Linked DNA regions of Homo sapiens: region 2 is linked to region 1. A link is an interaction called in ENCODE POLR2A ChIA-PET data of the cell type or tissue named here. Cell type or tissue: MCF 10A. All regions are shown on one strand. Links, peaks and the distances in the headings refer to the core of each region. The heading gives the core; the rest is flanking DNA. Region 1 overlaps MAML2 (mastermind like transcriptional coactivator 2). Region 2 overlaps MAML2 (mastermind like transcriptional coactivator 2).

Region 1 (16,435 bases), core at 4,532-12,531:
TTGAAAACACCTACTGGAAAAATTAAAAATAAAAATAAAAATAAAACATTTGATGAAGCCCCGCTCTAGGAAACTGACATACCATCTCCAGAGTTGGAGAATTTGAAGAAAAAAAAAATCAGGGAAACAGGCCTTGGTTTTTTAAACATCTAATTTAATTATCTTTAATTTGTTAAATTTTTTTCAAAGACAGAGTCTTGCTACATTGCCTAGGCTGGTCTTGAACTCCTGACCTCAAGTGATCCTCCTACCTTGGCCTCCCAAAGTGCTGGGATTACAGGCATGAGCCATCATGCCTGGCCCCAGGAATCATGTCTTCTGAGGGAAATCCTGACCATTCCTTGATGGTTCAGACTTTGCTATGGGCAAAAATATTCCAGACTGAGAAAGGTACCAAGAGTCTTGGTGAGAAATCAGTCTAGAGGTACCAGATTTCAGTTTCTGTCACCTAATTTCATCGTTTGATCCTAATCTCCTTAGCTCTTGTTCCTTCTCACTCCCTCTTCCCTCCCCACTCAGAACCTCAGTTTGAAATGAATTCATGCAAATCCACCCCACCTATCTCTGCTTTTGCAAGTCCCACTTTACAGCCTCTGGCTTCTGTAGCTTGTGATCTCACATACTCACACCCTCCCTAGACTCTTAGTGATTTATATTGTTGGCTGTGCTGATGGGAAAGCCCAAAATATTTTTGGAAATAAAGAAGTAGCATCTAAAGTTTCACCAGAGAGGCTCTCACCATGAAAGGGAATTGTGAATACTGAAAAGTGTTGCCGGCCTCCCTCCTTTCTGAACTCCTTGAGAACTGGTTAAATGGCAGACTTGAGGGCCCCACATAGGTGTCTTTGTCAGTAGAAAAGGCTCAGGCCCCATCTGCTGAGCTACCATGGCAAGGATTAAGTATACCTGGAATGTGGAACAGAGCCAAGAACTCTGATCCCAATAGGCAAAGAAATAAACAGGAGTAGGGAGGGTGGAGAGGGAAGAGGTGAGCTGGCTGGGATCAAAAAGACTGTTGTCAAGATCTCTAGTGAGGCAGAGGCAGCCGGTATGGAGGTTGGTTAGAAACTGAGCTGTCAGAAGTACGTTTCTGCTGAGGTTCTTCAGGAGAGGACACGGAAGTTCATGGGCTGGCATAGGTCACAGATGGGAATTGCATACAAAGATCCAAAGATACAAGGTAGTGAGGTTTAAGGGGTACATATTAAATGTTTGGTGCTGTGAGGTAGATTATTGGTCTTTTTTTGCTTTTTTTTTTTTCTGTAAGAGATGGGGTCTTGCTCTGTGCCCGGGCTGGAGTACAGTAGCTTGATCATAGCTCACTGTAACATCAAACTCCTGTGCTCAAGAGATCCTCCTGTTTTAGCCTACCAAGTAGCTGGGACTACAGGTGTGTACCATCATGCTTGGCTATGTATTTATTTATTTTTTGGTAGAGATGGGGGCGTCTTTGTAGGTTGCCCAGGCTGGTCGTGAACTCTTGGTCTCAAGCAAATCTCTTGCCTCAGCTGAAGCACTGCGATTACAGACATGTAATCCACCACCACACCTGGCGGATTTTTTTTTTTTTAAACCCCATTCATACTCCAAGTAATCCTGGCTCAGAAATTAAATTAATTCAACTGACCAATATGTGTCTCATCTGTTACCTCCTGCAGGGTCTGATCAGTATAAGCATTCGACAAATATTGAATACCTCTGTGCTGGGCTCTGTCATACACGTGTTCAAGGAGTCACTGGAGTCCAGTGGGGAAGACTGACAATCAATGAATACATAAAATGTCAGGAAGTGATGAATGCTCTGGAGAAACATAAAGCACAGTAAGGGAAGGGAGAGTTCTGTTTTATAGGATGGTCGGTGATAGTGGAGTAGATACCTGAATCAGAAGAAGGTAGCTACAAGCATTCCAGGTCCCAGGATCTCAACTTGAAGCACTGAGAGGTGGAATGGACCAAGTGTTCGGATCCCATCTTAGTGTCTATTCAGGCAATGTTTTCATAGGTCCCCAAAGAAACTGGCTTTGATGAACCTGAAGAGCTATCTCAGCATATCTATGAAAATCAGACTCTGGGGCTGAGAGGGTCTCTCCAAAGCTGGTAAACTTTTTTTTCCCCACCCTGACAAGTCTGAGGCCAGGAAGCTAGGTATCTACTGGGATTCTAATGTAGCAACACAGACAGCAGAGGGGCATTAAGCTCCTGTAAATAACATATGTTTTCTTAGTTGGAGGCAGGGCAGTGCTTTTTGGTTTCTCTTTATACCGCTATAAGTGTGAATAATGCAATTCTGCTTGAAATTCTACATGCTTTTTATTCCTCATCAGACTCTAACTGTACACTAACATTTGCATATGTCCCTTCTCACTGGGTGGGTTCTTAAATGGACTCAATGTACTCTATGCTTCTCTCTCTGGGGATGACTGACAAGAGACGACAAAGACAACACTCAGATATTCCAACCCAACCTGCAGAAGGGCCATATTATAACACTGAAGATTTGGATTCTCTTGGCTCCCTGTATTGCAGTGGGACGCAAACAGAGTCAGCCTGTAGCACGATGTACCTTTTCTGTGTTCTACTCTGGTCTGACAACATGGCAAGTAGGAGGTCCTGGCTTGTGTGTGTAATTTAGAGACAGGTTTTGTACTCAACTGCTAAGCTTTCTGGTGTTCAGCCACTGGGACATATGGAGCTGAACTCTCAGAATCTCTGCAGGATTGGGAGGAAGAAGGTGGGAAAACAAATCAGGTTTCCAAAGTGCTTCTACTAAACAAGTGGATTCCTTTAGCTTGAATGTGTTCCCCTCAGTGGAATATGGTGATGATTCATATGTATGGCGAAGAGAGTGAGGATTTCAACTTTTAGTTTATCAAGAGAATCACTCAATAATGGATATATTGAGTATCTACTAAGTGCAAAGTACTATAGTAGCCTGTAAGAGAAACACACAGAAATAAAATACGTAGCACATGAGGAGGACAACAAAAGCTAAGTAGCGTTTTATAAAGAACAAAGGCAAAGACATCAGCAAGAAGTTAATGATTACTAATAACAAATGATGAATTGAATTGACAGCCATTAATTCAGGTATCTGAATGAACTATCTCCAGAAGGTAAATCCCAGTATTTTTCTTTGTGAGATTAAACAGGGACAATTTAAGATAGATAAAATTTAGATAAGCAGAGATGTGAGGGGAGGGCATCCCAAGGGAAGTGAATCTACAGCAAATGTGGGCAGAAAGGAAATAAAAAAAATATGGAAGTCAATAAGGTACGGGCACACCACTAGCCTTGCAAATTTCCATAACTGGATTACCTTCACAAAGCAACTGGACTCCTTGACATACCCAGTATCTGTCATGCTGCAAAGCTCTTTTTTTTTTTTTTTAAATTTTTTGAGACAGGGTCTCGCTCTGTTGCCTAGGCTGGAGTACAGTGGCGTGATCTCAGCTCACTACAGCCTCAACCTCCTGGGTTCGAAAGATCCTTCCACCTCAGCCTCTTGAAGAGCTGAGATTACAGGCACATGTCACCACACCCAGCTGATTTTTTTTTGTATTTTTTGTTGAGACAAGGTTTTGCCACATTGCCCAAGCTGATCTCAAACTCCTGAGCTCAAGCAATCTACCTGCCTTGGCCTCCCAAAGTGCTGGGATTACAGACATGAGCCACCATGCCCAGCACAAAGCTCTTGTGCTGAGAAAAGTATTGCAGCAAGAATGAAATATGCAAATAAGCATCATTAACAACTAACCCTTCACTACCTTGACAATATACAATCTTCCACTTAGATTAGACCAGAAGATTCTTAGAACAAAAATGGTCTACAATCTGCTGAAAGCTCACCACACCCCAGGACTTAAAAATTGTACTTAATCAAGACAATCAGAGTTATAAGAAGAAGCCTGGAAAAGAACTAAAAAATAATTTGGTCTAGGGCTCTGCCTTTTACCAGGTGACTCCAAACTATCCCAGAAAGACTTCTGTTCTCTTCTTTATATATATACAGATCAAAGACTTCCAAAAGCACCCTCATTTTGTAAGAAATAATTGTGATGAATAAGAATTCATCATTCTGTTGAATTCACCCAACATCTGTGAAACCTGTAATTGTAAGACACTGGGCTTGGGTCATGGCAGATGCAAAGTTGACTTATATTTGATTTCAGTGTTCAGGAAGCACATCATCTGGTAGAGGAAGCAAACATATACACCAATAACTATAAATCAAGGCAGTGAGTGATAGGGGCTCTAGGAGAGCATGCTAAACTACAAGCTACTTGCACGAAAAGACTGTCTTTTTCATCTGCAAATTCCCAACTGCAATGTCCAGCTATACGGTTTGGCTCTGTGTCCCCAACCAAATCTCATCTCAAATTGTAATCATTGTAATCCCCATGGTGATTGGATCATGGGGGCATTTTCCCCATGGTTTTTCTTGATAGTGAGTGAGTTCTCAGGTTTAAAAGTGAAACTCCTCCCTTTGCGGTCTTTCTTCTACTGCCATGAAAGACGTGCCTTGCTTCCATTCATGCCTTCTGCCATGATTGTAAGTTTCCTGGGGCCTCCTAAGCCATGTGGAACTCTCAGTCAATTAAACCTCTTTCCTTTATAAATTACCCAGTCTCAGGTATGTGTTTATAGCAGTGTGAAAATGGACTAACACACTCATCATATAGTAATTTCTCAATAAATGTTTGTTGAACTAAGAAAGACATGAAAAGGGCTAACAGAAAACAATATGGAGAGATGGATCCACAATAATGAAGGTAGGAACAATCTTCTGGCTCTGATTTAGGTCTTGAAGGGAGGAAAGGAACAGAATAAGTCAAGAAGTGATGCAAAAAAATCTCCTGCCTCTTGCTTGGTCTGTAGTAGACATGAGTATGTCCGATGAACAGCCTTGTCATAGTATTTCTACATAATCAAAGACAAAAAAAAATTCTTTTTTTTTCCTTTAGGTTAAACACAACCTCCCCCTTTAACCTTTACTCTTAGTACCTTTTTCCTATTGTTTCATTCCATGATGCTTCTTTTACTCTGAACCCTCTGTCTCTCCATAGTAAAAGAAGGATAAAACTCCTTCTACATCTATTGACTCTTACCATTTGTAAAAACATTTTTATGTCCATTACTGCATTTGATTCTCATAATAGCCCTGTGAGGTGGGTCAGGAAAATCACAGTATCCCTATTATAAGGAGAAAGAAAAGCAGTATTATGGTAGGCAGGATAATATCCCCTCCAAAGACATTCATGCCTTAATCCCTGGGACCTGTGAATATGTGAACTTACATGGCAAAAGAGACTGTGTTCTAAAATTTAGTTAAGGATCTTAACATGAGGTGTTTAGCCTGGATTATCCAGGTGAATGTCATGTAATCACAAGGGTCCTTACAAGGAAGGAGGCAGGAGAGCCAATGAGATTTGAAGATGCTACATTAGCTTTGAAGATGGAAGGGAGCCATGAACCAAGGCACACAGGCAGCCTTTCAAAGCTGGAACAGACCTGGAAACAGGTTGTCCCCTAGAGCCTCCAGAAGGAAGGCAGCCCGGCCGACACTGATTTTAGCCCAGTGAGGTTCATTTCAATTTCTGACCCCTTGAAGTGTAATGTGATGTATTTAAGTTATTTTAAGCGACTCAATTTGTGGTAATTTGTTATGGCAACAATAGGAAACTAATACAGTCACAGTTTAACGACTTGCTGAAATTCTCACATAACCCAGTTATCAGAGCTGGGTCTAGAACTCCTGTAAGCCTGGCTCTATTTACCACTTGGCTCTCTCTCTTAGAGCTACTGTATTTCCTTTAATTAACTATTCCTTCCCCACACACCCTCTTTTCTATCACAGTGCCTCGTTTCTTTCAAATCACTTATCATGATTTGTAATAATTTTATTTATTTAAATATTAATTGTAGCTCTCCTCCTAACAGAATGCAAGTTCAATGAGAGGGCATAGGCCCTAAATTTGCTCACCATTAAGTCCCTAATGCCTACAATAGTAGTCTGACAAATATATATTTGCGAGAAGATTCAGATTTTTTTTTTTTTTTTTGAGACGGAGTCTCACTCTGTTACCCAGGCTGGAGTGCAGTGACACGATCTCAGCTCACTGCAAGCTCCGCCTCCCAGGTTCACGCCATTCTCCTGCCTCAGCCTCCCGAGTAGCTGGGACTACAGGCGCCTGCCAGCACGCCCGGCTAATTTTTTGTATTTTTAGTAGAGACAGGGTTTTGCCGTGTTAGCCAGGATGGTCTCGATCTCCTGACCTTGTGATCCGCCCTCCTCGGCCTCCCAAAGTGCTGGGTTTACAGGCGTGAGCCACCGCGTCCGGCCAAGAAGATTCAGATTCTTAAGGTATGAGGATGCAACAGCTGAGTAGAGGCAGAGAGGCTGCCATGGTGGTCCATGGTCCACTGCAGATCTGAAGGATCAGGAGTAATCTATATGCACTTGCTTCTTTGGGAAGTTGAGATGGAAACTGTGTGATCAGTTGCTGTCCCTGATGACCCCAACAGAGGTCCTCTCCACATGCTCAGGTATGAAGCCAGAAGCCCAGATCCTGACAGATCGCACCACGGTGACACTTTACTCTTCCATCCTCTTTGTTAGTAAGTCTACCTCCCAGCTCCTTAAGCACTTTGTTTCCACTCTGCATCTAATTGCTTTTGGATAATTATATCATTAAGTCTTTGTAATGAATAATAAAAAATAAATCACATCTGTGGAGGGCTGTGGAGCAAGACGCTAGGGTAAGCAAATTGTCAGTTATTTTCCCTTTCTTTGTCCTCATTCCCCTCCTCCCTCTAACCTTCTGAATTAGAATATCGGCCAAGTGGGGACCAAGAATTGTATTTTTAAAAGAGTCCCTGGATGATGATGATGATGATCAGTGAGGTTTGGAAACCACTGACCTAGAGGATGAGGATTCTCAGAGTCTAAAGGAGAAACCGAAGAATGCAGTTAAATTACAAAGATCCTCATGTTTCCTTAGTTCTTGCCTCCAAATCGCTCAAGGGATAGTGTCTTGCTCTACTCAGTAATTCTAGGGCAAGTGCTGTGATTTTGAACCTACAAGATGGGAAAATGGTGCAACAGTCCCTTGGGAGGTAGCCAGATTCATAACTAACGAAAAAGTAGTAATCTGAAGGCAGCCAGAGTCAGGGGGGAGTGAAGGATACTTTGGATGCTATTCCAGGTCACAGGCTCATTTCTGAGAGAGAGAGAAAGGTTCCTAGATCCCCTACTCCGCACCAGCCTTGAAGAGAATCCAAACCCCATCTTTGGCCCTGGGAGACGCTGGCTTCTCAGAGTCTCTGGCACCCCAGTGGTCTCAGATCTTGGTCAGAAATAAGCAGACTCCCAGGGATATTCATTACAGTATATTTCCACTGAGATATAGACGTTCAATATTTGTTCAATTATAGCTTGAACTGCCTGCTATGGGGGAAGCCATTAACACAAGGAGACATGATTCCCCAGTAACAGGAAGGAAAGAATTGGATTTGTCCAGTGGATATTATTAGCACATGGCAAAAAACATTTAACAGACATGTACTTTGGTGAAGTGTCAATAAACCCTCAATAAACATGCTTCAGAGAAGCACCATATTATTTTTGCCTTGCTTCAAATTTAAATTTCAGCTTATCAAAGTATTCCTTATTAATCATAATGAACTCATCCAGTATTAATATAAAATTGTTCTGATTAATGGGCTAGTGCTCTGGCATCTTTCAGGTCACCACAGTGAGGCATTCTTTTTCGCAACATAAAGAAAAAAAAGAGAGAAGACTAGAAAGGCAGAAATGGGAAAGCAATGCCCTTAATTTTGTGTCCATTCCATATTCCCAACTGCGTGATTTTTTTTTTTTTTTTTTTTTTTTGAGACGGAGTCTTGCTCTGTCACCCAGGCTGGGGTGCAGTGGCGCGATCTCGGCTCTCTGCAAGCTCCGCCTCCCGGGTTCACGCGATTCTGCTGCTCCAGCCTCCCTAGCAGCTGGGACTACAGGCACCCGCCACCACGCCCGGCTTTTTTTTTTTTTTTTTTTTTTTTTTTTTTTTGTATTTTTTAGTAGAGACGGGGTTTCACTGTGTTAGCCAGAATGGTCTCGATCTCTTGACCTCGTGATCCGCCTGCCTCGGCCTCCCAAAGTGCTCGGATTACAGGCGTGAGCCACCCCGCCCGGCCCCTGTCTGCTATGATTTTAACTGGCCTGAGAACTGACCTGTGTATGTTAACTACTGCCCTGGGGCGACAGCACAGAAAAGCTCACAATTCTCCAGCCATGTAGATACAGCTATGCTTTGGCCTCCTGACTTGCAGATAATCTCTCTGAATTTCTAAAACCTAATTCTCTACTAAAGGGGTGGAAAACCTGCAGATTTTTTTTTTTTCCTCTAGGGTGATTCTCCAAACTCTTCTGCTCTCCCCTGGAGCTGCAGAAAATCCTTCAGCCTACTTAAGTGCCCTACTGTATATGGGTTCTGTGGAGCAGTCATAAAGAACGGGAAAGAAAGTCAAAGAAGGGAGTTGCATAAGAAATGGATGTAGGACAAATACAAATCTTTTAGGCTGGGTGTGTGTGTGTGTGTGTGTGTGTGTGTGTGTGCACGTGCACGTGCATGTTTGTGTATGAGATTTTTTCCCCATAGAAAATATAAGCAATTCAGTCATAAGAAATTCTATCTCCAAGGCTGCAGTAAACTATCACACCTGTAGGCTTTTATTTTTCACAGAGGACCCTGTAAAATCCAAGGCAGCAAATCAGAATTCTGTGTGGTTTAGAGGGAATGCAACCACAGATTCCAGCCAAGAGGGAAAAGCTCAATTATACCATTCTTTACATGCCCAGTCTCGTTCTCAGAAAGCCCCATGTAAGTGAAATGTGATCCACGATCATGGCCAGGGCAGAGGAAATACAAGCTGCAAGCCCCTGCATTATGCATAGTGAATATCCTTTAAGGTGTTGGTGCTGGAACAGCAGGTCTAATACCCACTTGCCTGATGGGCATGATGAGCAAGGATTTCTGAGTGATGTCATTCCCTTTCAGGGACTGTAGTTGACTCATGGGCTGGCTGAATCCATCTATTCAAAACCATTCAATGCTGAGAGTCCAGCCTTCTACTCCTGGATACTTTTGTGCACAGGACAATCAAGGAAGGAGATCTAAGATGATGAGATGCCCATGTCTGTTTCTCTCACACTGTCTTACTGCCCCCACTGCTGGAAGCATTCTTCTTTCAATCCCCATCCTTCCACACCATTGACTGCAGTCATAGCCAGCTCCTAAGCAGCCCCGTAAAGGCAGGAACCACTAGATCTCCAAAAAAATGCCATCACAATATACCTGAGCAAGGTGTGCTTGAGAGACATTTACAGTCTTTTTTTTTTTTCACGTATCTGCCTGCTTCTACAGGTGACAGCTCCTCCAGGTCAGGGAGCTCACCTGGGTGTTCATGGAGTCCTCCGCAACTCATCCAGAGACTTGCACCTAGTAAGAGCCCAGTAATGCTTGTTGAATAAAGGGGCTGGCAATTTACCATTTGCCTTTGATGTGGTTAATAGCCCACACGTGTCTAGCTTTGTGGTCACATGCAGTGCCCCCAACTAGGCTACGGTGCTTCCGTCCTGTACAGAGAAGTCTGAATTCAGATATGATGACATTTTTAGAGCCTGCTTTATAGTAAGGTTGCACCAGTTATTCAGAGTTTCCTCTGGAATCACCAAGTGGTGAGGTAGGAAACAAGGGAATTAGCAGCCACTGCAGCCTTTATAAATAAGAGACTTCTGTAAGCTGAGGAACAGTGTGCACAGATGGGGAAGGGAGGGAGGAGGACATCGGCTTCACAGACAGAAATTAAGAGTAACCCGGCCGGCATGGTGGCTCACGCCTGTAATCCCAGCACTTTGGGAGGCCGAGGTAGGTGGATCACCTGAGGTCAGGAGTTTGAGACTAGCCTAACATGGTGAAAACCCGTCTCTACTAATAATACAAAAATTAGCCGGGCATGGTGGCACGCACCTGTAATCCTAGCTACTCGGGAGGCTGTAGTAGGAGAGTCGCTTGACCCCGGGAGGCGGAGGTTGCAGTGAGCCGAGATCGGGCCACTATACTCCAGCCTGGGCAACGAGCAACGAGCAACCAGCAACGAGCAACGAGCAAAACTCTGTCTCAAAAAAAAAAAAAAAAAAAAAGGAGTAAACCCAGCAGGTGTCGTGATTTAGAAATGGCTGTCACAGTTCTGTGGCCCACTGATTCCTACACTATTTCCTCTAGGTTCTGTTTCTACCAATGTTCCAGAAGGCATTTATCTTCTCTCCCTCTCTTCCATACACAGCGTTCCTCTGTGTTGGAAGTGGGAGATAGGCATGAATAAGACCTGTCTCTGCCTTTGAACACTCACAGCTAGGTGGGGAGGAGTGGTGTGTTAGCCAGTAATTACGACACAGGATGTTCTCTGGTTTGATTCCAGTGTGCTATGGTAAGAGAACCACCTAAGAAGAAGAATAGAAAGATAGTCTGATCCTGGCTTTACTACTATTTTTTTAACAAGTCAGCCCCAATTTCCTCATCTGTTAAATGTAAACCATAACACTTACTTTACCTAACAAAGATGATTGAGTTGTTTTAAACATTTATTGAGTTAATCCATGAAAATGCACACTCAAAGGATAAAGTTCTGTAGACACCAGGCCTCCTTCTCCTTATCATCATCATCATCACTACCATCATTATGATTTTGTCTATTTAAACACACGCGTGTGTGTGCGTGTGTGTGAGACAGAGAGAGAGAGAGACTGCACATGAACGGATGTGCATACACCTCGTGAAAGGGCATGAGAGGAGGGAAGAAGGACCACCGATCAGGAAAATACTTAAAAGGGTCCATGTAGAACGAGGAATCAAATGCAAAACCTGCCATGATTTGCAAAAAGAAGCTGCTTATGTATTATGCTCAGATGCAGCTTTCTCAAGATATTCTCAATCCTAGGTTCTTTGGCTTCTGTTTCCTCCTGTGTCATCCACTGGTAAGAATGAGTGATGGCCGCATTAATTGACACCTGTCTCCTAAATTGGGCCTTTTGTTACATATCACATGAGAGTCATTTTATTATTTTATTATTACCTTTTTATAAAGCATTATCTGCTTGTGGCCATTAAGCCACCACTTTGGAAGAAAAGACATTGCTGGCTTTTCCTAAGGGAGTTAATGAGTTGCCCTTGAATGACCTGAGAAGCTCATTATTTATACAGATTCTTAGGGGTAGAGGCAGAGAAGCAAATAAACTGAGAGGGAAGAGATAGACACTGGACAAAGACTGTGGTTATTCAAGCAGGAGCACTTTGCCTTGCACAGGGTGACCTTTAGGCTGTGAGGTCCCTGAGCCACACTGTGCAGAGATGGTGCAAAAATACTCTTCCCATCTCCAAGTCTCAGCATCTGAGACTTGTTAGGGGAAGGTGCAGGAGAGGCATGAGGTGACATCTGTAACACAAGTGGGTGGCTACCGCTGGAAGGCTCTGACCCCCACCAGACAAACGTCAGTTTTACAAAAGAGAATCCTGACATCTGTGTACCCAGTCTCTCCAGGGTCTGGGCAAGTGGACAGGGGAGAAGCAGGTTCTGCAGTGTGTGTGCTGGGTTGGCACACATATTACGAAATCCTACGTGTGTCAGTACTATCTGCCTGTTCTCTGCTCTCCGTGCCATGAACGGTTCGTGTTATTTATGATCCAAGCAGCTCTTGACATGTTACTAATGGTGAAGTGAAAGGCAATGAGTAAAGGTCCTCCAGTGAGAGAAGCCTAAAATAAGGCTCTTAATCATCTCCTCTTCCCTTTCCTTGTCATAATCCAGAAAGGCTTTTTTTGTACAGCATTAGACCCAGCAATAATATGAATTTGGCCATGAGGCTGATGTAGAAAGTTAGGGATCAAAGCGTTCTTTATGGGACATTTACCTGCTGAGAAGCAAAGGGCGTAGATTCTGGTTGTAATTGTGCTAGTGGGCAGAACAAGAGTGGCAAAGAGGCCCATTATGGTCCCTGGCCTACAGAAACCCCAAATTCACATTCAGAACAAGAACTCAGACTTCAAGTGGAGCCTTTCCTGGTACACCAGGAAAAAGCTTTCCTTCTGATACGGTCGTAATACTTTCGTGACATGCTGACTTATAAGCCCTAACTATGTAGTCAGCATCTGGATGTGCAAGGTGTTATGCTGGGAGATCTGAGGGATATAGGACATTGTCACTGGTCTTCTGGAACTCAGAGTGTTGAGAAGATAAAGTATAGAAACAAGAATGTAAGATTTTCTGAGAGAAAATGACAGCAGTAAAAACAATAGCAGAGAGGCCCGGTTTGGTGGCTCACTCCTGTAATTCCAGCACTTTGGAAGGCTGAGGCGGGTGGATCACCTGAGGTCAGGAGTTCCAGACAAGCCTGACCAATATGGTGAAACCCTGTCTCTACTGAAAATACAAAAATTAGCCAGGTGTAGTAGCATACACTTGTAGTCCCAGCTAGCTACTTGGGAGGCTGAGACAAGAGAATCACTTGAACCCAGGAGGCGGAGCTTGCAGTGAGCCCAGATCACACCACTGCACTCCAGCTTGGGCAACAGAGCGAGACTCCATCTCACAAAACAAAAAAATAGAATAGTAGAGAAAGCAAGTACTGTATCCGGATTCTGATGACGAGGTGTTAGTTTAGACTGAAAATTAAAGAGGCTTCAGGCAGCACATTGTGCTTGAATTGGATCTTAGAGACTGGGAAGCGCTTTGAAAGCACAGAGGAGGACAACTATTGCAAATTGGCTGAAAAACAATATAAATCCAATTATATATTCATTGATTCATTCAACAAATGTCATTGAGCAGTTCTCATGCGCTGGACACCTTGCTAGGCCCTTAGGATATAGTGGTGAACAACACAAAAAAACATGGAGAACTAAGCGTGATGACAGTGCATGTGGTATGGACATGGGGGGGGTCAAATGGTAGGTATGAGAAAAAGGCTTGAGCAGTATGGCCAGTGCAGTCATCTCAGGTGCGGTTCCTACAGGCTGCCATAGAACACAGTCTCATCACTTGTTGACCCGGTGTTGGTGTTTCCATCTGCAAATTAGGGAAACCACACCCACTGTTTCTTGAAACCATTCGTAAAGTTCAGCTTGAAAGGTGCAGAGTGTTGATGGGCAAAATTACCTAAGCAGTTACATGTGGTTTCTCTTTATCTGTTTCAACTGGATGGGTGATTTGTTGAAGTGTGCACAAGGAAATCATGCTAACAGGTTGGCCAATATGTTAAGATCATAGCTCTCCCTGCATAGTGCCATTTCAATTATTGCTCAGTTAAAAGAAAGTCTTTTCTCTGGATTGAATGGTCCACTATTGTTAGATTACTTATTAAAAAGGATTGATAGGCTGAGGCTGTTTTCACTTAGGATTTGTATGACATGTTCATAACTGAAATGGAGAGTTGCCATAGTTACCTGAGTGAGCTGTTAAACAGAGCAGAGTCTCCACTAAAATCTCTCCATCAAGGTCAACTAGACATTTTCCATCAGCGCCAAATAATTTGCTGGCTAATGGAAGTTAATGAAATTATTAAAAGAGTAGAAGAAATTGCAAATGAAGTTAATAGGGATATATTTTATATTTAAATATGTTTTAGTGACCAGCCATTTCTATGGGGTTCTAACCAGCTGGAAATTTTGGAGTATAACTAGACATCTGGAGAGAAGTTTAGAGTAAAAACACATTTGGATTTTGGCACAGATTACTGCCTTCGAATCCAGCCCATCATTAACAGCTTCTGTACAGTATTGTTCTTCCTCCAGGGGCAATAAAAATGAAGCAAACCTTTGTTCAACCTAAACTTCCTTTCTTGGTCAGCTGTTCCTGCTGACTTCCCATCCTAGTGGCCCTACTGTTTCCATTGGAAACGTCAGAATGGAGAGAACCACAGACTGCTTGCTTTAGAAGTGGCATGTTCAAATCCAGTAATGCAAGAAGAAAATAGACACTGTTTATGAAACAATCACTAGCTTAGTGCTTCTCAAACCTTAGTGTGTATACAAGTCACCTGGATATCTTGTTACCATGTAGATTCTGATTCAGCAGGTACAGGATGCGGACTGGGTGTCTGGGTCTAAAAAGCTCCCAGGTGCTATCAATACTCCTAATCCAGCCGTGTGCAGTGGCTCACGTCTGTAATCCCAGCACTTTGGGAGGCCGAGGCGGGTGGATCACCTGAGGTCAGGAGTTTGAGATCAGCCTGACGAATATGGTGAGACCCCATCTCTACTAAAAATACAAAAATTAGCCGGGTGTGGTGGCTCATGCCTGTAGTCCCAACTACTTGGGAGGCTGAGACAGGAAAATTGCTTGAACCTGGAAGGCGGAGGTTGCAGTGAGCCAAGATCATGCCACTGCACTCTAGCCTGGGCAACAGACAGTGGGAGGCTCAGTCTCGGGAAAAAAAAATACTCCTAGTTCACACACCAAATCTTGAGAAGGAAGGCCTTTGTTTGTTTCATCATTTGCTTATTGGTATCATCATATACATATCAACCTTATATGCCACACCATCTTCTTGCTTGACACACACATGATCTGTCCCACTGACACTGGTGTTAGAGTTTGCTGACACTAAGATATTACACAGCTTCCTATTTATCAGGTTTACATGGCATGGTGCACCTAGGGCTCTCCAATACCTTTTGTGGGATTGTGCTCTCAATTTACAATTACCACTCTTCATAAACACGTAAATAACTCAATAAACAAGTAAACATGGAAACAGCTCAAATGTAGAGTTAGTGACATGTTTCATCACAGGGCAAAATGGCATTTAAGTGATCTTTACTCTTTAGCAATGAATGAAGCATAAATCAAATGTAAATCTGTCAACTCAAGGCAAACCAGAATTCTACTGGCAGGTGGCATTGACGAAAAAAGTATAGAGTATGAGTGAAGTCCAAAATTGTTATTTATATAAAACATGGAGTCTCAGTATGGCTCAGGCTGAAATTTTACAGTATAGTCTATTTTTGAGGACAATCCATTGTTAGGCATTTTGCGTGCATGTATCTGGGGGATGGGGGTAATCTATACATTAGCCAGATTAGCCATCTACATGGCACAAATCTACTGGACAGTATCTAACTCAAGATTTACCAATAATCATACATGGAAAAAAGGTGCTCAGGGCAGCCGTTATGTTCAACTTAGAGATTTGCATTATTCTATACCAGTCTGAAAAATGGCACCCCACCTTGAACATACATACACTGAATTGGTCAGATTCTCACTTTTTCTTTTCCTTCAAAAAAGATGTTCTAAAAATAAGTAAAGAAGAGGTCTCTTCATTATAGACCAGTGGTTCACCTGGAGGACTTTTTAAAACACAGATTGCTGGGCTCTACCTCTAGAGTTTCAGGTCTGAGGTGGGCCTAAGAATCCGGATTTCTAACAAGTTTCCATGTGATGCTGATGCTGCTCATCCAGGAACCACAATTTGCAAACCACTGTTCTAGATCATTACTTTATACCCTTGGCTGCATGCTAGAATCATCTGGGAGCACTTTTGAAAATACCAACACCTGTGCTGAAATCCACACAAACTAAATCCAAATAGGGGGAGGGGTGGGTAGTGGGACACAACTATGGGTAATTTTTTGTTTTGTTTTGTTTTGTTTTTATTTAAATTTTTATTTTAGATTCAGGTGGTACATGTGCAGATTTGTTCCAAGGGTATATTGTGTTATGCTGAGGTTCAGCTTCTCTTGATCCCAACATCCAGATAGTGAACACAGTACTCAACAGGAAGTTTTTCAGCCCTTACTCCTCCTCCTCTGTCCCTACTTTTGGAGTCCCTGGTGTGTTCCCATCTTTATGTCCATGTGTACCCATGGTTAGCTCCCACTTATAAGTGAGAACATGCAATATTTGGTTTACTGCTTCCCAACTATCAGTAATTTTTAAAGCTCCCCATTTGGATCTAACCTTCAGCCAAGGCTAAGAACTACTAGGTATAATGGAAAGTTACCATCTTGCAGCTGAGTACAAGGACATTACCTCAAGATTATACTAGCCCAGGTATATTATAATGATTCTGAGACCATAACTGAACAAAATAATGGGCAGATAAAATGTTCCACAGCTATGGAGATATAAGCCTGTGGAATATTTCAGCTCTATCACCTAATGTGAAGATTATCTTCCTGGCATTTGCTGTGTGTGTGGGTGTTTGGCACTTGGACTCCAAAAAGGCTGTCAGTTCTCCCAGGCAGGGCTTCTTGTGCAGAAGATAAACCAGAGGATCCACCTGCTTCACTAAGTCCACTCCTCTCAAGGGGACTTCCAAAAGGGTGTCATTTTTCTAGTGAAATCATAACATGGTTCAGAAACTCAAGAAGGATATGTG
Region 2 (16,435 bases), core at 8,089-16,088, 210 kb after region 1:
TAAAACAGAATGTAACACTCAGGAGGGTGAGGATCTTTGTTTTGTTCCCTGATATATCCTAAGGACTTAAAATAGCTGTCCTCAGTATATAGGGGACATTCATTGAATACCTATGAAATTAATTAATGGTCAAATTTTAAAATATTCAGTGGTATAACCTTCCTTAATTAACAACACAGAAGAGGACATGGTAACCTGGGCTATTGGCCAATGTTTATTCATTAATGTGTTAAATGGCCTTTAAGATGGCTCCCAGTGATGCCTACTCCCTGGTACTCATATCCTGTGTAGTCTTCTCCCACACTGTTCCTGGTTTGGCCTATGTGACCAGTAGAATACGGCAGAAGAGAAAATGTGTGACTTTTGAGATAAGGTTGTAAATGCTGTGGCTTCTATACTGATCTCTCTCTTGGATCACTGTTTCTGGAAAAGCTAACTGCTTGAGAACACTCATGCAGCCTATACGGAGGCCATCACAGCAAGGAACTGAGGCCTCCGGTCAACAGCCAGTGAGGAATTGAGATTTTCTCCCAACAGCCATGGGAGTGAACTTGGAAGCAGATCCTCCATCCTCAACCTGGCTTTGAGGGGACTGCAGCCCCAACCAGTAGTTGGAATGCCATCTCATGAGAGATCCTGAGCTAGTACCACCCAACTAAGCAGTTCGCAAAAGTCTGACCCTTAGAAAATGTGTGAAATAATAAATGTTTGCTGCTTTCAACTGCCAAGTTTTGAAGTAATTTGTTACAAAGCAATAGATAACTGCTAAAATTAATCTTGTCATGTTATTAGCATGGCAACTGGAAACTATCTTCTGAACAAAAAGTCATGCCATCAGAGAATTTTAAAATAATAGCTCAATTTTACAAACTCTTCTCCCTCCTAGAAGCTTTTGAAACACAAGATATATTTTTATGTCTTGCTATGGTCTCTTTTGCTTTGCTACTCATTGAATTAGTTATGCACAGATATAGGTACAATAGGGCCCAGATGTGATGTTATGGTTATGTGGAGGAGGAGTATACATCTCCCCCAAAGGAGAGAGGAGATATTCTTGTGAACTTTTAGGAAAAATCTTCCTGCTGACATTAAATAATTTTGATTCTAGTTTAATTTCTCAGGAACTTAAATTCTAGGTTAGGGGAAATATCATAACCCATAAAACTAAATAATCCGATAATTTTTTATTGCAACAAGCACTAGGATGCCAATGAGCATACCACAGTCCGTACATTCTGAAGGCCAACTCTCAGAAGGAGGTGGTTGAGATTTTTCTGAATTTGGCAAAGTACCTACAGTGGCATCTCATTCAAAAAATCATGCAGAGAACATTCACTGATGAGAATTACCAGCTCATTCTGCAGAAGCTACAGTGAACTTGCCATGCTGGCCAGAAAGATAAGAGACATGCAAACTAGACACAACTCCAAAGATACTTTTCCCACCAAAGGCGTTTTATGAGTTAGGATATATCTATGAAATATTTGCAACTCAACAAGGAGGAAAATGGAATGAAGTGGAATGAACTCCTTGTTATATTGATTGGATTATGTCACCTGTCAACTAACAAATTCCACCACAGCAAACCTAAGCAATGAAGTACAGTCAGGGGTCTGCTGACACACTGGGAGGCTGGAGTAAGGGAGTCATTAGACATGAAACTACTCATCACAGCTCCAAAGCAACTCTGCTCAGCTGACTAAAGAATATAATTTTGAGTTTGTTCTCTAGCCCTCTGGTATACTCAAGCTCATGGCAACTCAGGGAAGAAGCACATTTTGCTGACTCTGGAAATGGCTCTGGCAGAACATCCACTCTCATCTCTGAGCAGATCTAATAGGAGTGGAGTAGACAATTCCCACTTGGGGGTTGATTGTATTATATCTCCCCCTTACCCTACTCAACTTCTGCTGGTATAGAGGCATTCTCTTGTCAATTTCCAGATTAATGTACAGTGATAGTCTTCAATTCATTATTACTATAAGAAGACAGGAATAGGAGTTTGTGAGGTAGAGATGTGTGTGTGTTTGTGTGTGTATTTCTTATGCCTGGAAAAACAGCCAGCATTTGTAGCAAATGAATGCCTGCTACAACCAGAAGATTCTTGTCTTTGAAAGTACTTGAAATGGAGAGAAATGGAAAAACCAGAGCAGGAAGTATGGCAATAAGAAAACATATCATATGACAAGGACCAAGAAAGTCAATGTTTTCAAGAGCACATCCAGTTGGAAGAGTGGGAGAAAACATGTGGAATCCACATGCTGGCCAATTTCAGGGCTTATCTGCCTCGGATATGGGGTAGAAAATAACATTTTACCTGAGGGGTAAAAACAACACTGCAGCAACATGCCTTCAAATAGGGTTTGTGTAGAAAGACACACTCATCATTTAGCTGGAGGGTTTCCAGGCCAAGGTACTTCCACAGCATATGGCTGCCCACTGGGCTCGTGACCCTGAAAACATACTTCCAGATCTTTCTATACTTCCCACTTCACAAATGTAGCCAACCTCTGAGCACAGTTGCCCTCTTGTATTGCTAAAGGGATGAAGAAATGCTAAATCCTCTTGGAAAGCTGGTGTTTCTCCTGTGCTGGAATATAAGAATTTGCCTAACACTACTTTTAGAATCTTAAATCACGAGAGAAAGATGTCAAAGTTCAAGCCTCTCCTTTTTAACACTGAAATTCCTCCTAAAGCTCCCGCTTGAAGGCCAGAAGTCACAACCGCTTCAAAAGATTACTATGTGTTTTGTTACACTTGCTTAAATTCCTTCCAGAGACAAAAGAAATAGACATATTTGCGATATTCCTTCCTTTATCATATTTCTGTAGATTCTTTTTCAAGGTCCTCAGACATCAATAATCCATCAGTGCATGTACAAGCTGATGCTTGGCGTTTGGGATATTATTTGTTCTCCTAATGGGACTAGTAGAGTCTACAGAATTTAGAGTGTGCAGGAAGTATGTCTATAGAAGGTTTTTGTTCTAAATATAGGAGATTTTAAGGGCAAAACGATTTACTCAGTATACTAGACTGCCTTCTTTGAGCCATTCTGTTCTGGTCAATCATATAAAATATGTGTGGCCAACACTATTCCCTCCACATGTGTTTAATGGACATTTGTCATAGCAAAATGACCTAGCAGTTCCATTTCTTCTTCCCTTCAAATTACCAATATGACTGGACCATCAAACAACTAAATGCCAATTTTTTTTAAAGATCATGAACAGTTTTGAGTTATATGAGTGGAAAAATGTTCCTGAAGGCCGAGTTTTTTGTTGTTGTTGTTGTTGTTTTTTTCCTTATAGCAACTTTTCAACAGCTAAATTGCTTTTGGTAAATATGAGTAAAGAAAATAAGCTCCCAGTCACAGCACATGTTTACAACGAAGTTAAAGGCTCTTAAAAATAGGGTGTTTGATGGTCTACTGCCAAAATATGAACTCTAGCAGCCTGGAGTGCACCGCTAATAATAAGAGTCAGTGTTGCTATGAAAGGCCCGAGACAGAGCTCCAACTTAGCTTTAACCTTTTCTCCAAGAAGTTCCCCACAATGACAAGGAGACATAAATTTGGAGTTAGAGGTCAAGGTGAGAGGGGAGGAAGCCTGAAAATGGTAAGAGGTCACTTAAAAATAAAGCAAAAAATTGTTGGACTGGGCTCAAACCTGAACTGCAAAAGAGAATGAAAAGAGTTCAGCTGCTATCTGAGGACTGACTGCCTTTTAGAAAAGAAGAAAATGGGCGGGGCACAGTGGCTCATTCCTATAATCCCAGCACTTTGGGAGGCGGGCGGATCACGAGGTCAGGAGATCCAGACCATCCTGGCTAACACGGTGAAACCCCGTCTCTACTAAAAATACAAAATATTAGCCGGGCGTAGTGGCGGGCGCCTGTATTCCCAGCTCCTAGGGAGGCTGAGCCAGGAGAATGGCGTGAACCCGGAAGGCGGAGCTTGCAGTGAGCCGAGATCGCGCCACTGCACTCCACCCTGGGGGCCACGGAGCGAGACTCCGTCTCAAAAAAAAGAAACAAGAAAATGCCTAGATAGATAACAAAATAGATAACAAAAGTCCAACGTAAAGGAAATATGTTAGGCATGAAGAAAGTTACGTTTGCTTTCTCTTCAGATTCCTGAAACTAGAATGAACAGACACACAAAGAAAGGAAATGCCGGATGTCCTAGAGTTAGCTGTTGTGTAGAGTGGAGAATCACAGTGTGCCTAGTATTAGTGGAGTCTTCCCATCTCCACAGGCCTAGGCTTCAGGTTCTTTCGCCCTTGGAACCCCTGGAGAATCTGACGAAACTGTGGAATGCGTCCACACTGAAAATGCATATATGCCATCGCACAAAGTTGTGTATTCAATTTAGGGAACTCACAAACTCAAGAAGCTGGATCATTTATGTTCTAGCATGAAAAGAGGCTACTGGTTTAAAAAAAAAAAAAAGCACTCTCCAAGAGACCATGGAACTTATCTTATTCACCACTCCATTCCTAGTGCTGAGGGTGGGGCTTAGATACAATATCTCAAGACATACTTGCTAAAATGTTTTAAAAGGCAGCTTATAGAAAAATGTGATTCCCCAAAGAAGGTTCCAGTGATCACGTAAGTTTAGGGTATCCATTTTTTTTAAACACATCTGTACGTTTCTGTTGCTCCTTCTAGCCAAAGAGAATTTCCCTCAGAATATTCACCACAGTAATGGTATCTTTAGAATTTCCATGTAAGAGGTGCTTAGGAAGAACGATCTGGTTGCAGGTTGGCGAGGGAGTGAAGCTGAGTTTGTATTGCCCTTTACAAAATGCTGAAAAAAAAAAAAACCCATCTGCATGCTCAGAGATAAGAGGTTTTTGTGTCTTCAAGGAACTTATCTGTCTTCAAGGCACTTACAATGAATTAACTTATTTAAACCCAAACTTATTCTATAAATAGATTTGAGGCCCACTCACAGTATAATCTGGTCCTGATGCATTCCTTCATGGGAATTAACAATTCATCCGGAATCTCTATGGATTATGCTCCAGATTTGGATTCCTCAACCCTGAAGAATCTATCTCAGAAACCGGTCAGCCATGCTGCCTTCTCTGTGCCTGCAGGGCAGATGTCGACAATGAACCACCACAGCTGTCTTTCCCATCATGCGTAGGTATGGCCTTAGAATCCTCCACACAGCCCTCCAGGTGGCTACTGAAAGCTACCCTGGAATGCCAGTCAAAACATGTGTCACTCATAGGCTCTACGTGTTCAAGCACTTTCTACCTCTTAGAAAAGAGACGACTGGCAACAGTCTCAAAGAGTAATCTGTGGCCCCTAGACATTCATTCTGAATTTCATCTGCAGCTTAGATTAGCAGTTAGTTCTAATTGTCATTGGCTTTCAAATGTCTTGTTGCACTTGCCTTCAAAATTCAGGCCTGGACCATGTGTAAGTTGAGTCTGATAATACCTATGTAATTATCTGCTCCTATACGAGGTGCGAAGTCATGATTAGAAACCTTGGCCCTGGCATCATCCTGCTGTATTCAAATTCTGACTCCACCACTTGTGGTTGCATGACCTGGGCATCTTCCTTCACCTAATTTGTCAATTTCCTCACTTGCCAAATGGGAATAAGATAGTACCTATTTCATAGTATAATTGCAAAGATATGTTAACATTCAGAAAACGCTTAGAAGAGTGCCAAACATGATAAACGCTTAATACATGTTATTTTTTTTAATGTGTTGAACCAAAAGGATGCCTTGAAGATCAGTATTTCACATTTGGTGTACAATACATTCAGCCACAGAAATATAAAGAACTGCTGTCCCTTAAAAATTCATGCTTGCCACAGGGTAGTTCAACACACATTTATGGAATGCTTGTGTAATAGATGTCTGACACTATTGTAGGCCATGGAAATACAAAAATAAATAAGAAGGCACATCTTCACCTTGAAGCAAAATCCCACCGATTATGAGTCCCCACATTTTCTCCAGGTAATGAGAAAACATTCATCGGCTTAAAAAACCTATTCCCTACTTGAATCTGAATGGATTCAAAATCACTTCTCAGCAAAGAGCTTCAGGTCTCTCCCTAAAGTTCCATCTAATATATTCATTCTGAAATAAGCAATGGTAAGGAGAAAAAGTTAAGAGACCAATCTTGGTGGCAGAGAAGAGTCTACTTCTTTAATTCAAGATCAAGTTTCTCTTCATAATGACCTTGTAGCCCTCGCTCCTCAGACTTGCTGGCTGACTGGACCCACAAGAAATACAGGTACCAAATTGTGGGCTTTCATACATTAAAAGGTTTTCTCATCTTGCCTTGTATTCTTACAAATTATTGGATTTAAATAAGAAAAAACAAGACTCTTGTTTCAGCCTCTCTTATTCTAGACTTGGTGTGCCCTGGGTGTCTGACATCCTCATTCCATTCATGATTGCCATTCTTTCTAGGGGAGTCATTGCTTCAAATTATGTGTGGGTGTATGTCTGGGAGCTGAAGACATTCAACGTCCCCATCTAGTTGCAAATTTAGTTATACATTTGGGGTTTAGCTATTCAACTTTGCCAGCTTTGTGCCTCCTGCATAGGTCCAGGAGCCCCAGGGGTAGACTGATGCTTACTAGTGGAGTTAGCACAGACAAGTTTGAGCCTCTCATACCTGTCTCTTAAACGAGGGTAGTAATACTCCAGAGAAGAAACTGAAATGATGTTTAAACTGAAATAATGAAATAACACACTCCATAAACTGCAAATTTGCTATTCAAAAGTAAGATATTATTACCATTTCTCAACTTCTCCAAGTCTGTTTCACATTTGTAAACTACAGATAGCTCCATCTTTTTCAGTGATAGCATAAGGTTTCTGTGAGGACTCTGTAGGTCATGTACATATATTATTATTATGACCATTACAAATGCGAGTTATCTTCCTTAGATTTATGCCTGTACCTCCTTGGGACACTGATCATTTTTTTTTTTCTGTTTCTATAAAGAGGAACAATATTCTCCTTCACAAACCGTACCTTTCAGCAGTTTCTCTTTAACTCTCAAAACTTGATGATTTCTAACAAAATGATCACAATAGCTCCAAGGCACAGAAGATGCTGACAAGACCACCTTCTTCCCTGGAAATGTCGGAATCAACATTTCACACAGACTGGCCAAAGTAGCACACAGCCTGGGCCAAAAAGACCACTGTGCAGGCAGATGTCCAGGCTTGGAGCAGCCACGGGCACAGAAACCCCTCTTCTAGCTCTGTGGGTAGAAATTTGTTTATGGTTATCACCTTCCACAGAGTTTCCCAGATTTGCTTTCTTTTAATTAACCCAAATCAATCTCCAATTAGCCATATGAAGTAAGGAACAAAGAGCTGTGCATTGTATCACCGTTAAATTTCTCTTGTTCCTTTGTTTGTTTACTCTCTGTCTACCCCGCCCCCCCCCCATTAAAATGTAAACTCCATTAAACAAGAACTCTGTCCTTGTGTGGTTCAAGGACCCAACACAAGACCCAACATGTAGTAGGCACTCAACATCTGTAACCCTATTCCATCATCTTTTTCCTTGCACCAACATTTTCCTCTTATGGCAGACTGGGCTTTAGAATTTAAACCTGGGAAGAATTTTAAGAGATTATCTAGTCCATGTACTTTTCAAATGGTTGTAGCACTGGAACTCTATTTTTAATCACACTAAAGCGTGTGTGTGTGTGTGTGTGTGTGTGTGTGCATGTATGTGTGTGTGTGTGTTTTAAATGCATAAACAAGAGGTTAAGACCTTGGAGTCCAATTGCATGCCCTTCCTTCTTTCTTTTATATCCCTTTGCTGAAAGTCTTAAAAACTATCTCGAGTTTAGGCTGGGTGCGGTGGCTCATGCCTGTAATCCCAGCACTTTGGGGGGCCGAGGCGGGTGGATCACGAGGTCAGGAGTTCGAGACCAGCCTGGCAAACATGGTGAAACCCCGTCTCTACTGAAAAAATACAAAAAATTAGCCAGGTATGGTGTGATGGGCCCCTGTAATCCCAGCTACTCGGGAGGCTGAGGCAGTGAGCCGAGATCGCACAATTGCACTCCAGCCGGGCAACAAGAGCAAAAGTCTGTCAAAGTAAATAAATAAATAAATAAATAACAAAACAAAAAAAAAACTATCTTGAGTTTAAAAGCCATTCATCTGGTCATTGACTTAACAAATATTTATTGTGAATACAAAATGTGCCAGGAACCACTAGGGCTTGGAATACTTATGGTGAATAAAACTGCCCAGGTTCTTGGTCTCATAGAGCTTACATTGAACGGAATATAGGAAACAACGTGAAATGCACAAATAAACAAAGAATCAAAATAATTCAGATAGTGATAAAAATTATGAAGAAAACAAAACCTCTGTAATGGGATAACATGATGGGAGATTTCGCGAGAGAAGGAGATCAGTCATGTGTGTCTGCTCTAGTTAGGGTAGACAGGCAGGTCTCTCCAGGAGGTGATATTTGAGCTGAATCCTGTACGACAAGAATAATGCAGCCAAGCAAAATGCTAGGGAATCCAACCCGTGTGGGTTGCTGATGGGGAAATAAAGAAGCAAAGGAGGGATGACTGGCCCCGAGGTCATCCTGTTAGTTAAAGCCTGGACCCGAATGGGGGTCTCCTGTCACTCCAGACTTATCATTGTAATATAATGGAGTTTTTCCTTAGTTTCTGTAATTGGCAGGTTCTTGTCTTCTGGAGAAACTTCCTTCAAAACTGATCTTCTTTCCCATACACTTTTATTTTATTTATTTATTTTTTGAGACAGAGTCTTGCTCTGTTACCCAGGCTGGAGTGCAGTGGCACAATCTCGGCTCACGGCAACCTCTGCCTCATGGACTCAAGTGAGTCCCCTGCCTCAACAGATTACAGGTACCTGCCACTGTGTCCAGCACATTTATTTTTTATTTTTTAGTAGAGACGGGGTTTCACCATGTTGGCCAGGCTGGTCTTAGAACTCCTGACCTCAAGTGATCTGCCTGCTTCAGCCTCCCAAAGTGTTTGGATTACAGGCATGAGCAACTGCGCCCGGCCCTTTCCCATACTCTTCAATGTATTTCTTTGATTCTTATTTATCTAACAAGGCACTCATGTAACCAACTTCCGTTCATATATATTAAAAATAATCAGGCCAGACACGATGCCTCACACCTGTAATCCCAGCACTTTGGGAAGCCAAGGCAGGCGGATCACCTGAGGTCAGGAGTTCGAGACCAGCCTGGCCAACGAGGTGAAACCCCATCTCTACTAAAAATCCAAAAATTAGCCAGGCGTGGTGGCGCACACCTGTGGTCCCAGCTACTCGGGAGGCTAAGGCAGGAGAATCACTTCAACCCGGGGGGTGGAGGTTACAGTGAGCCAAGATTGTGCCACTGCACTCCAACCTAGGTGACAGAGTGATATTCCATCCCCCCAAAATAATAACAATCAAAAACAAAGCGCATATGTGTGTGTGCATGTGTGTATATATGTGTGATGGGAGCTTAAGGTATATTTCCTAAGCAAAGGTAAGACCCCATCTATTGGGAAAGAAAGGCAACTTGACTTCCTTTATTTTAATATTTTTAAAAAGAAAAGCCATGTTGCATAACACCAAGATATTTTCACCTAAAATTCCAGCAAATCTTAACAGAAGAAATTCTAAGGTGCTTAGAGGTAACTGAAAAAAATGTCACTATCTTTATGGCTCCAACCTAACAATGAAGCTGAGTGTGTCTACTCTCAGCTTGAATGAAATAAAATGGCAACCACAACCAAATGACCTTGCTCACTTTATGCTAGTTACATCTTGCTCTGTTGTTGAAAAAAAAAATGCTCGGGCTGGCCCAGAGCCTAAGATGTGATCCACAGACACCCCACGCCACCCCCCAAGATCGTACGAGTCATAAAGAAGTGACTGGAAGAGCTGTGCTCTAACTGAATCAAGAGATAGGGAGGGAGAGAGGGGACTGTGTTACCGTAAAAATTCTTTAGATTTAATATCGTTTGGGAAAATTTTTCTTTGTTGGTTTGCTCCTAGAAGCAGATCCCATGCATTTCTTTTTTCCAGTTCTATTAAATCCCTAAACAGAGCTGAGTTTTAAGGGCTTAGGGCTGCCCTTGGGAAATAGGTGATTATACTCTCTGCTTAGGGTTTTAGCGATAAGAAAAAAAGAGGCAGTGGATTGAATTCCCCTCCCCCAGGGCAATTTCTTGACTCTCTTTTATAGTTCCCCGTTAAAGCAGACACATATTTAAAAAATGAAGTGGTGACACATATAAAATCCCATCCATCAATCTGCACTTTTCAATTGTTATGTATATATGAGAAATAGATAGACAAACAGATGGAGAGACGGATGTACACAGCTGAAAGACTAGTTAGTTCTTTAGTAAGAGGCTCTACAGAATATTTTCCTTTTTGTTTTTTTTAATGTTTCATGTAATTATTTCACAAGGGGTAATCGCTTGGGAATCTTTACCCTACAGAAATATTACAAGTGTAATTGAGAGGATCTGGGGAAAAAAAATCAGTACTCTCTCTAAAAATAAATTTAATGAATCAAACTCTACTCCTATAAATGTGTTTCTCAAACTGGAACTCTAAGTCCCTCAGAATATGGCCAGAGATGGAGTGATTTGTTCATTACTTCTAGGAAGGGTATTCAACAATTAATATGGCTTGGACCTCCCCCTTCCGCCATGGCTGGACCTTGTCCCCCACATAACTTCAGACCCTCCTTACTGCTACAAAACATTGCCAATTTTGTCACTGCTCCTTTCAATTCTTCCTCAATAAACATATGTAAGAAGAGACTGAAATTTGAGAAACAAAATCAAATATCAGGGAACTCTGCAAAGTGTGTCATACCAAAAGAGGCCTAAGAAGTGATACAAGCCACATACCAAGTGCCACTTACTGTTTTTCCAAGAAGCAAAGTAAATACCAGGAAGTTAAAGGACATGACTAAATTGCCCTACTAGGTAGTATCAGAGCCAGCACTAGAACCTTCAATACCCAATCCCCTGACCAGTACTCTCATACAGTATCACTACGAATAAGTATAGTAAGTAGGTATAATACAGTATGACTATATCACTCCTTCTTTATTTATTATTTGTTGTGAAGGCTAAGATGGAAAAAATGAGGCTGTTAGGGTAATTTCCTATCAAAAAGAGTGACAGAATTTAGAAGCAGTGCTCTTAAAGATGGGAATGTGCTCACTTTTCCCTGTCTGCTATACCAGCTAACAAAGTCTTCTGTGACCTAGAAGATCGAATGCAATTACATTGCCCATATATATTTGCTATGCTGTTTGAGTCTCCCAAGGGCAGCATAACAGTACAAAGGGAGTGACATCTTTATGAGGTTAACCCTTTTCTATTTTAAGGGTAGACTACTGAAGGCAGATGTGTTCCATGGAGTATAGCAAGAATGCTTGAAATTTGGTAGTTAGAAGGAATGACAGCATCACCCAGGAGGGAAAAAATTAATCGCTGTTTAGAGGAACAGTGATCTGAGGAAGCCTAGGAGAATGTTGATGCACATGAAGTGAATGTGAACTGACAAAGAGGGAATTTGTATGAATTATAATACATTGAGAAGAGACAAAGAGAAAGCAGGAAAACTGTTTGTTAAGCTGTGCCATGTACCAAACAAAACTGTAGGCTATTTCATAAACTGTATTATCTCATTTAATCCCCACAACCTTTTGAGACAGCTACTATTATCCTGAAAAGCAGAGTTATGAGGCTCAAAGACGTTAAGTAACCAGTCCAAGATAACACAGCTAATGAAATAGAGTCATTTTCCATGCTAAAATTTTCCAGCTCTGATTCTGTTAAACTTTTCTACTTACAAACCACCCCAAAAGTTAGTGGCTTAAAACAATGACGCAATATTTCTCATAATTCTGTGGATTGGCTGGGCAGTTCCTCTGCTGGTTTCACCTGGGCTCACTTGTGTGGCCACATTGAGCTGGAAGATTGGCTGGGTCCAAGATGGCCTCACTTGTGTGTGGGCAGTTGGTGCTGATTAGAGTCGGGGCACCTTGGTTCTCTGCATGCTCATCTCCCAATTAGCTAGACTGGCTTCCTTACATGTTGGTATCAGGTCGGTGTTCCAAGAGGGCTTCATAAAGGCCATCCTCAGAAGTAGCACATGTCATTTATGTCACGTTATTGGATAATGCAAGTCACGAGGCCAATCGAGATTCAAGGGGGAAAAAAGCATCCATTTTTTGATGCCAGGAGTGGCAAAGTTACATTACAAAGGGGCGTGTGGGGTGGAAGGGATCATTGTGATCATTTAAAAAGCCATCTACCAGCCAGGCATGGTGGCTGATGCCTGGAATCCAGCACTTTGGGAGGCTGAGGTGGGTGGATCCTTTGAGCCCTGGAGTTTGAGACCAGCCTGGGCAACATGGCAAAACACTGTCTCAACAAAAAAATACTAAAATTAGCCAAGGGTGGTGGTGTGCACCTGCAGTCCCAGCTACTCAGAAGGCTGGCGGGGAGGATCACTTGAGCCCAGGAGGCAGAGGTTGCAGTAAGCAGAGATTGTGCCACTGCACTCCAGCCTGGGTGACAGAGTGAGATCCTGTTTCAAAACAATAAACAAAAAAGACAATCTACCACAGGCTCTAAACTCCATGCTACTCTTACTACCAAAATATTAATAAAAATACCAAATTTCCCCTAACTGTTCTTTTTATAGGTTTATTAAAAATCCTTAATCAAATGACTACTTTTTATAACCTGGAATAGATGTCAGGAAAACTTGGGCTGTAGTCCAAGATCTATTGCTATGGGTTCTTGGAGGCTTTCTCTTTAATAAAAAAATGAGCTTTAAGGCCAGGCGCAGTGCCTCACGCCTGTAATCCCAGCACTTTTTGGAGGCCAAGGTGAGTGGATCACTTGAGGTCAGGAGTTTGAGACCAGCCTGACCAACATGGTGAAACCCCATCTCTACTAAAAATACAAAAAAAAAAGAAAAAGGAAAAAAATTAGCCGGGCGTGGTGGTGGGCGCCTGTAATCTCAGCTACTTAGGAGGCTGAGGCAGGGGAATCACGCGAACCCAGGAGGCGGCGGTTGCAGTGAGCCAAGATTGCACTGCTGCACTCCAGCGTGGGCGAAAGAGTGAGACTCCATCTCAAAAAAAAAAAAAAAAAGCTTTAATTTCTTCATTTACGAAAAGAGGATTTGGTCTGTCTTCTCTCTAAGGGCTTATACAACTCTATAAATTGCAGAATAGTGTCCTATTTTTAGACTAATATGAACTGGCCCTCTAGGGGGATGGGCAGGATAGAGATGAGAGAAGGCTAGAAATGAGATGGCTTCTGTTTTGCAACTCACTCTCTTTCATTGCTGTGGGTGCAGAATTTGGGAGGCAGTGAGCAATCAGAACTCCTTCCCATGTGTGGTTGTAATCTTATATGATCTGGGTGCTACTCTGTTTTCATTTATTATATGCTAAAGTAGCATGGGTCCTCCAGCATTGTACCAAGGATTAAAGTACAAGTCATCACTTTAAGGGCTTCTAGACCTGGTTAGACAAAACAATTCCCATGCAACACGCACTCACACTAGCTAAGCAGATCGGAGAGGTGAAAGGGCTCCTGAGCCAGTATCTTCCTGAGGGAAATGCTTAGCTGGGAGCTCGCTCTCTCAGAAAGATATTGTTGCCTAGTCTATGGAAGATCAGGTTCCCAAGGAGAAAACTAATGTTTAATTTAGCACAAAGACAGCTCAGAGTCACTCTCTGGGGGACTGAGCCTGCAAACAGATCCACATGCAAAGAATCTAAGGGAGAAAAGGAAGCTCTCTTTGGTGCAATGGCTCTAGGACTTGGGCCCAAACTTTACTAAACGGTTGCCTCTGTCTGTTGTTTCTGTCAGGATAGCTCCTCTTTCCTGTTTACTCTCATCTCTGCACTTTGCACTTTAACACTTCTGCGAAACAACCAAATGGGATAATACACTAGCACATACTTTGTGCTGTCTGAAATTAAGTAGCACGGTGTGGCAATCAAATGCGCAAGACTTAGCCGGTTTAGCAAGTATCAGAAACTTAGGTGAACAGAAACATCAACAACAACAAAAAATCCTCATTTCTCAGCTGCTTAGCCAGAGAATGTTTTTATTTTTACATAATTTAGACTCCAGTGACCTCCAGATATGAGCATTTTACACATAAGTAAGACACAGTACAGTACATATTGTATTCAATTAAGCTACTTCTTTGCACCCTGGTTACCAGGACTCTAAGAGATACTGTGTATCCAACAGACTCCCGGTAAGTTATTAGAGGTTGTAGCCGACTTTTGCCTTAACTGAATTTTCTTAGAAACAGACATGTAATTAACTTTCTACTGAAATCTATGAGAGCTACCTGAAAAGAACTCTGTTGTACAATGAGGCATTTAAGGTGTTGGGCTTCATGTGGGTGACAGTTATTAGAGGGCTGGATAAGAATTACAAATATAACTCAGCCACATTTCTGACAAAAGAGAAATTTTAAAGCAAAAATGTTAATGATTCCATGTTAATGTATGAATCTGCCAGAATGACTCAGGAAGCAAGAACACTGTTAAAAACAAAACAACCCAACTATGTTTGACACTACATTTCCTAAGCATTATTATCCTCAAGAAAGGGGAGGAATCTAAGGTTAAATCATGGGGAGTAAGCGAAAAAAAAAAAAGATAAAAATTTTTGACTACATTCTTTGCTCTGAGTTTGGACAATAAATCCATCCTTGCCCAAATATAATCTACTAAAGAATGGAGACTATTTGTTTTCTAATCCTGTCACTTCATAGAAACACCATGCTTTCAATTAAGAATCGTCATCAATAAAACTTGCTTTGAACCCTTGGCAACATCTTCCTCATGTTTTTTATGGAAAACCGCACTTGAGGAGGTACTGAGTAAAGAGATTCTGAGGTGAGAGCCACATCAAGGCATGGAAATTTCAACATGCTCCTGCTTAGGGTTGGAAAGACGGCAAATCTGTGTTGCCTATTCATCTGCAGATGCAGTAAATTAGCAACTTTAGCCAGGGATCTGGCTTTCAAAAGCATAAATTTAAATCTCCACAGTAGGAAGCGTCTAACCTTTTGTGGCTCTAGGACCAAATTCACTTAAGAATTATTCATTAATTTCAATTAATAATTCAATTAAATTGGTAAGTTTGTCTATTTGGTTCCAATGATTCAAAACTCCCAATAGATGGTTTAAATTTCTCATTTACCTACTAAGCCCACACTCCACACTTGCTGGGTAACTGAATGGAAACCCAGACTGAATTCTAGAAGTAAGGAGTCAAGAGGACATTCACTCTATTCAACTTCTAGATTAGGAGTCCTAGAATCTTAGGATTGGAAGAGGTAGTACTTGGTCCCATTCTCAAGAAGGACACTATTTAACATTCTAGGGAGATGGAAATCTATCCCAGGTGATGTCTCCATATTCAACTATTGAGGGAACTGATAATATGATACTCTTCACTAACCATTTTAAGTAAACATTAAAGAGAAAAGCCATGCTCTTCCTCTAAATGTCTGATGCATTACTGGAAACACAATTCTGGGCTGGGAAACCTATGAATCTGATTCAGGTATGTTACTTCACACACTAATAATAACAGCTAAAATTTATTGAGCCTTTACGAGGTGCTAGGCAATTGCTAAATTTAATCAACAGCTCTAAGATGTTAGTTCTATTACTATCACTCCATTTCACAGTCGAGAAAACTGAGGCAAGGGAATTTAATTGACCTATCCAAGAAAACACAACTAAGTGTTAGAGGGGTGATTTGAAATCTGGTCGTCTCACCTCAGAGTTAAGAGTTAAGATCTCAGGCTCTTAACTGCTATGCTTCTTTGCCTCCTTACACAAGCCAACTGTAACAGTTCTATTTCTAACCCCACTCACCTCCCGTCTACACTGTAAATTCAAAGAGGGCAAAGGCTATACTGAAGTGTCCATCAATGTATTCCTGGCACAGTTCATGGCACAGAAGAGCTGTACAAAGATTATTTACTGAATTAATGAATATTTTCCCAAACTCTAAAAAGGACCCATGCATACAATCTTGACGTAAGAGTTTAAAACCTTTGCTAAAACATTAAGACCTTTGGAGAGCTGTAGCATGTGTCAGTATTGCCATTTGCCCATTTTCATATCCATTCCTTCAGTAATTTGGCTATGGTAGGGTCCAGCTCTCTAGTTGTCCTCAACCTGTGGAGAATATGTGAACTTCTCTCTTCATGTCCTCTATAGGGAAGTGGAATAGCTTTTGCTCTTTTACCTCTGTTTCTCACAAATGTGTAGGCCAAGGTTGAAGCTAGTCAATAGCCCATTCACTACCGTCAGCATCCAAGCATCATGCCATGAATCAGGGAGGAGGGAGATGTTGGCTTTTCTCCTTTGCCATCTTTCCTTAGGGT

What was found. ChIA-PET counts read pairs that join two places held together with the same protein. Peaks named below come from ENCODE experiments on the same cell type or tissue, not always from the same donor. Only the 100,000 strongest peaks of a DNase experiment are listed, where the experiment ranks them.
Region 2: POLR2A ChIA-PET joins it to region 1 with 5 read pairs; 9 of 35 experiments call an interaction of 5 or more read pairs at or near these places.

Annotation. Positions count from the first base shown.
Region 1 is chr11:96,113,917-96,130,351 of GRCh38, forward strand. All of the region lies in intron 1 of MAML2 (mastermind like transcriptional coactivator 2), which reads right to left. Among named protein-coding and RNA genes, the nearest start is that of MTMR2, 200 kb to the left of the region's middle. RefSeq lists an enhancer at 11,302-11,446 and a cis regulatory region at 11,367-11,380. In MCF 10A, for the core only: no CTCF peak of the experiment used is centred there; a DNase peak (open chromatin) is centred at 8,965.
Region 2 is chr11:96,318,677-96,335,111 of GRCh38, forward strand. All of the region lies in intron 1 of MAML2 (mastermind like transcriptional coactivator 2), which reads right to left. Among named protein-coding and RNA genes, the nearest start is that of MIR1260B, 15 kb to the right of the region's middle. RefSeq lists enhancers at 5,880-7,079, 13,665-14,165. In MCF 10A, for the core only: no CTCF peak of the experiment used is centred there; no DNase peak of the experiment used is centred there.